Regions from separate parts of the Mus musculus genome. Here region 2 is linked to region 1. Evidence: chromatin contacts called from ENCODE Hi-C or POLR2A ChIA-PET data. All regions are on one chromosome and are shown on one strand. The core of a region is the stretch at or near the end of the contact, and the rest is flanking DNA. Distances in the headings are between cores, read along the strand shown. Region 1 overlaps Ppp3cc (protein phosphatase 3, catalytic subunit, gamma isoform). Region 2 holds the start of Ppp3cc (protein phosphatase 3, catalytic subunit, gamma isoform).

Region 1 (3,879 bases), core at 1,173-3,672:
AATATGTATAAAACAAAATAAAATAAAGGTATTTCTTGGTAAGGTATTAGCAAGTGCGTATGTGAGTGCAGGTCTCAGCTAAGCACACTGGGAGCCCCAAGGCTTTCCACAGATGATCTCAACAGTGGTGCTAAAAAGGGAGAAGGAAGAGAGTGCCTCACAAAACGAGGCATAGGGGCACAACTATCCTTGAGGATGCTTAAAACAAAGTATGTATACTTGATAAGAAAGGAAACTAGAAAAAAAAAAAAAAAAACCCAAGCTGCTAATACCCATGAAATCTAGGGAAAAGAAATGAGAACACAGTAAAGGTGGTGCAGAGCCCAGTTGGACAGTCAGGAGTAGAGGACAGCCTGGAGCAGTTGATAAAGCTGATAAAGCTAAGGCTAGGGGAGGGAGGATCTGTTTTTATGGAGTGAGTGATCAGGGCTGGGAGTGGAACTCAGCGCCCAATACCTCCTAACAAGAGTAAGGCTCTAGGTCCTAACAGAGCACAAGATTAAAAGAGAAAGAAAAACCACTGAAGGATAGTCTCAGATTTTTAAAAAACAACTTATTTTTAATTTTATGCATATTGTTGTTTTGCTTGCATGCATGTCTGTGTGATGGTGTTGGGTCCCCTGAAACTTCTCCTAGGTCCTGTAAAAAGAGCAGCCAGTGCTCTTAAAACACAGGGCCATCTCTCCAGCTCTCAGTCTCAGATTTAAATGAAACAAAACTGGGGCAGTGGTGGCTCACACCTTTAACCCCAGCACTTAGGAGGCAGAGGCAGGTGAATCTTCAAATTTAGGCCAGCCTGGCCTACAGAGTGAGTTCCAGGACAGCCAGGGCTACACAGAGAAACCCTGTCTCCAAACCAACCAACCACCCACCTAATGGAGAGCCAGGTATGATGGTGGATGTTTAATCCCAGCACTAGGGAGGCCAAAGTAGGGTGGGAGTTTGAAGCTGGTCTGGGTTGTACAGTGAGATCCCATTTTAAAATACTAAACAAATATGCTCCCAAAGAGCCTAATCTCTCAGGAGATGAAGGACAAGCAGCAGCTTACATTCTAAACTTACTGACCTTTTTTTCCCAATAAGATCTCTTCTTCATCTAGGAATGGGAGTGCATACCTGTAACCCTAACACTTGGGAGATGAAGCACGAGGACCCCAAGTTCAAAGCCAGTCTGCATTACATAGCAAAACCTTGTCTCAAAACAGAACAAATCAGAAGAGGAGTTGGGGAGAGAGAGGTAGAGATGTCAGATTCTTGGGGAGCTGGTGCAGAGCAGAGTAAGATACCAGAGAGTGTCGCTAAGGCCTTCCCCATGCTAAACACATGCTTTACTACAAAGCCTCACCCCTTACCCAAGACCTTCTTATCTGACTGAATTTTGTACTTAAAAATAGGTGTCCAGGATATAGCTCAGGGGTAGAGTGCCTGCTTCACAAACACAAGGACCTGGGTTCCATCCACAGAGCCAAAAAATAAAAATAAGCAAATGAACACAATAATAAAATAAAACACAAAATTAAAGTAGAGCTCACAGTTACTAACAATTCACACTAAGATATTGCTGGACTTCTTTACCTTTATTGTTATAGACATCTAGGTAATTAGGGGCAGAGAAAATCGTAATAAGTGACGGAAAGCCAGTTGCTTGGTTCTTCCTATACATTCGGTACCTGAAAAAGGAGATATGAACTCAGGCATTTTTACACTAAAAGTAAAATCTGCAGGAAGGTGAGGTCTAAGTGCAACCTACCCCGCATCCTGGGCTTCATGGGCTCTGATTATTGATAATAAACTGTTGTTCTGTAAAAATTCACAAACTGCAGGGTAACTGAAAAAGAAAATGAGAAAAACCTAAATATGGAATTATAGCAGTTATGTTTTAATAGGAAGAAACAGAACACCCAATCTGAGAGTTGTTTTAAGATTACAGAGACTATGGACTCTGCAATTTTAAAGATTTACTTTATTCTATGAGGCTTTTGCCTACTTGTATGGATATGCACCATCTGAGGGTCTAGTTCCCACAGAGGCCAAAGGAGGGTGGCAGATCCCATGACTCTGGAGTTACAGACAATTACGAACCACCATGAGCGCTGGGAACTGAACCTAGGTGTTAGAGCCATCAGAGTGATAATTTTTTTCTTTACCCTGACTAGCTTCCAAATCAATGAGATGATACTGTAAGTCTTGTTTAATCAAGCTTTACACCACAATAGCTGGTCAATATTAATCTGTTTTAATCCTCTAAAATATTCTGGCTCCCTCCCAGCCCGAACCCCCAAGATCCTTGTATTTTAGCACTGCTCTGGGTCGCTCAGCTCCAGGTGTGTTCTCAAGGTCCCCTCCACCCTCCCTCTCCTCTGAGTGAATCCCACTTCCCATCGCCCTTTCTCCCCTCCCCCGACCCTCCCCCCTGGCTGGCATCGGAAGTCCAGCCCCATTCCCTCCTCTGCCCAATCATTGGCTGATCAGCTTTTATTGACAGACCAGAGAATCAATAAGGAGCATCACATCACAGAGGCAGGAGGAGAGTCTTAAAGTAAGTATTACAATGCCATGTCAGGATTGCAACCAGACGTGGAGGCAGAGAAATCAGCACTTGAAAAATACATGGATAATCTTCAAACACTGCACAATAACATTGTGCCTCCACCCAGGCCTTCTGGAAAAACAGCCAGTGCTCTCAACCACGGAACCATCTCTCCAGCCCTACGACTGAACTTTTATTAAAAGCTCAGAAACCAGCTCCTCCCTCACAACCTCCCTCCTCAGAGCGTCTTAAACCCAGGCCTCTCCGAGAATCCTTGAGAGGACAGGAAGCAGGTCTAATGAGTAACTCCTCCAGCCCAGAGGAAAAACACTCTATGTCTGTCTGTCGAGTATATTATATTCAATTTCGATTAAAAAAAAAAAAAAAAAAGCTCAGAAACCAGTGATTTCTATTTCACACTACTATCAAACTTGAAGAAGACACCTTAGAATAGAAAGTTTCTCCATCTTTTAATTTATTTTACCTTAACACTACTAGTATTAGGATCAAAAATGTTGGTATTTTGATACGAAGATGTATCACAACTCCATGTATGCATGTATGTGTATACAGTAGGTCCTACAAAATTAGTGCATGCTTTTCTTAAATCATCAAACCTTTAGAAAAATTAAAAGAATCTACTTATAACTTTATATGTAATATCAATAGCAAGATAGTACTATGCATGGCTATCTCAGGAGTAGATATAAATATTATAGACCACCATACTCTAATGATATCTGCATATACTCCTAAAATGGTCTTTTTTTTTTTGAACTTCTGTTTGACAACCAGGAAGAACTAGGATATAAAATTACCATCAGAATTTGTAGCTGTTACTTACTTATCTTTTAGAAAGTATTTCTTTCTTGAATTGGGATATAACTAAGCTGGTCTACTGCTTGTGCAGCATACAAATTCCGGGGTCCAACCCCTATACACCATATTTTAGGGATGCTGCGCATGTAACCCCAGTACTTGGGAGGTGAGACAGAAGAAGCAGAAGTTCAAGGCTGTCTTTTCCTACATAGTAAGTTTGAGACCAGCCTGGGATGCACGGGATCCTGTCTGAGAAAAAGGGGGCAATTTTCTTTTTACTATGCTCAGTGGAAAATGTATAATTTTAAGATCACCTATATATGACATTATCACAATTTCGGAACAGGAAGTCCCCCTCTTGACTGGCATAGGAACAATGAATGGTCTGTTAGCCATTCATAGACTGTGAAGCAGTTTTGAGAAGGCCTTAGGAATGAGGTAGGAGGCTGTGGAATTCTGGTAGAGCCCACGGCCAAGGATTCATGCCATGAGACATTGTTCCTAGGTTCCGTATGAGGTTTAAGATTCCT
Region 2 (3,475 bases), core at 418-2,917, 48 kb after region 1:
AGTGGTTCCCCTGTCTACTTCAGCTGAGAAATAGGCATATTTTGATAAGAGAAAAATATGGGAAGAAAAAGAAGGACGAAACACTACAATGGTAGAGTGGCGAGAAATCATTTTAACGTGGGAGGAACCCGCCAACACCCTTGCCCTTGCGCAGTTGGTTTGCATGGGCCCGTGCTACCCGGGACAGTTCAGAAGTTAATGTCCACCATGACCTTGCTTCACCAGGGAAGGTTGTAGAAGTGATTCCTGTGTATTAAGAGGCTCAGATCTTCCTCATGGCTTAAATGCTATAAAGCCTTCCACGAAGACCGTCATGGCACTCTAGCTGTTAAAGGACTAAGTCCATTCTATGAACAATTGACTTCAATCCCTAATGATTCCAAATTCTGAGGAAATAAGTCTCAAAAGTACTGTCTGCCAAGGCAGATAACTAACATTTATGACACCAATACTATCCTTCTCTCTCTGAGCACTCAATAGGCTCCCCCTTATTTAAAAAAAAAATTATCATTACTAATCTTAGTTTCCTGTCTCCTAATATCAAAATGAAACGGGGAAATAATTTTTAGTTTTTTCCCACTATGGTGAAAACCACCTCACTCAGAAATAACTGGTCTAAGCATAGCACCTTCTTAGAAAACAGTGCTTTCAAACCAACTATTATTATGGAGGGGTCTTAGAAGTCGGACAATAGAAGCATGTGAATCAGTGGTTATGTTAGACAGGTCCTTTTGGGTAAAGGGCAGAAACTATATCATAAACTCAGAAGATTTAGAAACACTTTCGTGTTTCCTTAGAATAACTGAATATCAGATATAATGAGAGACATCTGGGAGATTATTATTCACCAAGTCCTTATAGCCAAAACTTGTAAGCCCTTTTAAGAAGACTGTGTCACTATCATCTTGTTTCTTTTAATAAAAGCAATGACTTGGGATATGTAGAGAAAGTGAGCCAAACGTGCACAGTATACCCACCACACCCCTCAAAAATAATTTTTTAAAGGGTTTGGTAAGGAGCTGTCAAAAAAGAGCTGAGCCTAAGGAAAGGCATGACTTGGGTGAGTCAAGAGAACTCCCTGCTCACACAACCCAGACGGTGTCCCCAGATGAAAGACCAAAAAGTGGGGAATCAGGAGAAACCGCCTGGATGCTTCGGGAGTGGATGGCGGGCGCGGTCGCTCTATCCACCTCCCGCTAGGTACCCGTCCAGCAGTCACCGGGGACGCCGGCGGACAGCAGCCCGGTCCTCCCCGCGCCCTGCAGCGCCTCCCGCCGCTGCCTCCATCCCCGCTCCTCGAGTCCCCGAGCCGTCGCCCGGCGAGGGCCGTTCCCCGCGGCGCGCTCGGCACCTTTGATGACGCGCTCGGTCGTGGAGAACTGAGGGCGCCTCACGGACATGGTCTCCTCCCGGCTCCGGCGGCCCGCTGGACGCAAGCCGCCGCCTTCCTCCTAGGCGGGCTGCGCTCGGCGAGCGGGCAGCCACCGTGCCGGGCCCCGGAATACGGGGCGTCCTCGGACGGCGGCGGCCGCAGCGCCGCTCCCTCCCTGCGGCGGCGCCCGCGGCTCGGCGGGGACGACCGCGTCGAGAGCTACGGCGACCGCGGCTGAGGGACACAACTAGGGAGACCGCGGCTGCGCGCGGCTGGGGCCCCGCGTGCGCGCCTCCGCGCTCACAACTTCCCGGCGGCCTCGAGGGCCGCAGCCGCGCTCTGCGCACGCGCGGATCTCGGGTCTCAGCTCCGGATTCACTGCTGACCGCCGTCCGCCTCGCGTGGGGCAGATGCTCTGGACGCCCAACCCTGACCTGTAGCTTCTCAAACCAGCCGCTGGGACCTCGGAAGCAGCTGCGACCTTGGGACCAGGCAGGTGTCCTGATTCTTGGTGGCTGCCACTGAGTCTGTGTCCCTCTCATCAGAGAGAGCCCCTATCTCATGAACGCTCTCTCCGTTATCACTGGGGTCCTCCACCCACTTTGTCTCCATAAGAAATTAACCATTCTACCCTGTTTCTCAGGTTACCCTCTCCCATTCACCAACCCCCAAACTTTGAAACCCCTGTCAACTTCATGTTTGTTGCATACAGCTTGTATCTAGCAGCCTAAGTACCTCCGTGGCCATCCTACTCCAGTTCAGCTCCTGGGAGAACCCCGTTTCTGAGAAGCGGTGTCTCCCTTTCTATATACATGAGACAGCAGTCACTCACTGTCTTCTGGGACGCTAGCCCAGGCTTCCTTGAGAAAGGGAATTGACTTCTAACCGATTTCCCCTTATATTGTCACCTGCCTACTTGGACGCATCTATTCCACTGTGGAATAGTGACACACAGTGACACCGCACCTGCCTCCCTACCGTGTGTGAGTGTGTGTGCGCGTGTCATGTATGTGTGGTGTGGAGTAGGTGTGTGTGCATGCATGAAGTGTTTGTATTTGTGTGTGCTGGTGAGCTGGCCCATACGAGCACATATGGAGGCCAGAGGTCGAGGCCATCCTCTAGTGCTCCTACCTTAAATTTAATAGACAGGGTCCCATTAAACTTGAAGCTGACATGCCTGCTAGACTGGAAGGCCAGCAAATTCTCTCACCTGTCCCTCTGCCTGTCCCCTTTCCCCCATAGCACTGAAGTTACAAACGCTGAGGTTGTACCCAGGTTCTATTTGAATGCAGGGACTCAAACAGAACCCCATGCTTGTGTTTCACTGAGCCATTTTCCTCATCCCCTCCTCATATGTTTTTTATTTTGTTTTATTTTTGCAGTGATGGGGACTTGCAATCCCATAGTCAAGTTTCACAATCTGGCTTATTTTTAGGTTAAAAATTGGTCATTATTGCTCCTTAATTAGAAGCCTCTTTCTCACTGAGGACAGGACTTGGCCAGGCAAAAAGTACTTTGCTTTTTTTTTTTATTTTAGCAATGATAATGAAATATTGAAACTTAAATCCAAGGAAACGTACAATTTATAGGCCAACCAGTCTTCATAGTTACTACAATGGCCAATAAGTAACCATATGTGGCATTGTAAATTAAATTTTAGTAGTTCAGTTTCCTCTTGTGTCTTAGCCAAACTTCAAGTGCTGGCTGCATTATTGGCTGTGATAAGACATTTTCATCATTGTAGAAAGGGTTGGCTTGGCTTGGCTTGGGGATTTTGTTTGTTTTGTCTTTAGAAACAGGTCTTATGCCATTCAAGCTAACCTGGAACTCATAGCCAAGAGTGACGGTGAGCTACTGATCCTCCTGCCGACACCTCCCAAATGATGGGATTATTGGTATTTACCACCTTGCCAGGCAGTGCAGGAAGTACTGTGGGATAATTAAGAGACTATAGGGTCAAGACTAAGTCTCCCCTAATATAGATTTGTGTACAGAAAGGAGGTCTAGCATATGGACTAGAATCAGACCCTCCCTTGTCTCCTGTTGTCTTGACCTAATCTTTCACGGTAAGGCACACTTGAGGCAGGAGCCCTTCGGAGACTA

Evidence for each region. Hi-C counts contacts between places; a loop is a spot of excess contacts on that map. ChIA-PET counts read pairs that join two places held with the same protein, here RNA polymerase II (POLR2A).
Region 2: a map of heart shows a loop between it and region 1 (1.9-fold over the local background). The contact joins the promoter of Ppp3cc here to the enhancer-like site in region 1. A Hi-C loop is called at or near these places in 10 of 37 maps with a recorded cell type or tissue (CH12.LX, T-helper 17 cell, T-helper 2 cell and 4 more). POLR2A ChIA-PET finds 5 or more read pairs at or near these places in 2 of 5 experiments (Patski and embryonic stem cell).

The regions. Positions count from the first base shown.
Region 1 is chr14:70,239,154-70,243,032 of GRCm38, forward strand. Ppp3cc (protein phosphatase 3, catalytic subunit, gamma isoform) reads right to left here. Exons shown (of 14, transcript NM_008915.3): 7 at 1,751-1,828; 8 at 1,576-1,670. Among named protein-coding and RNA genes, the nearest start is that of Gm33790, 7.6 kb to the right of the region's middle. Within about 2 kb of position 2,423, at least 1 of the 3 ENCODE cell types and tissues checked has a DNase peak (open chromatin) inside an H3K27ac peak, as active enhancers do; it is heart, where a contact is called at or near this core.
Region 2 is chr14:70,287,830-70,291,304 of GRCm38, forward strand. It overlaps Ppp3cc (protein phosphatase 3, catalytic subunit, gamma isoform), which reads right to left and starts at 1,668. Exons shown (of 14, transcript NM_008915.3): 1 at 1,352-1,668. The coding sequence starts at 1,400.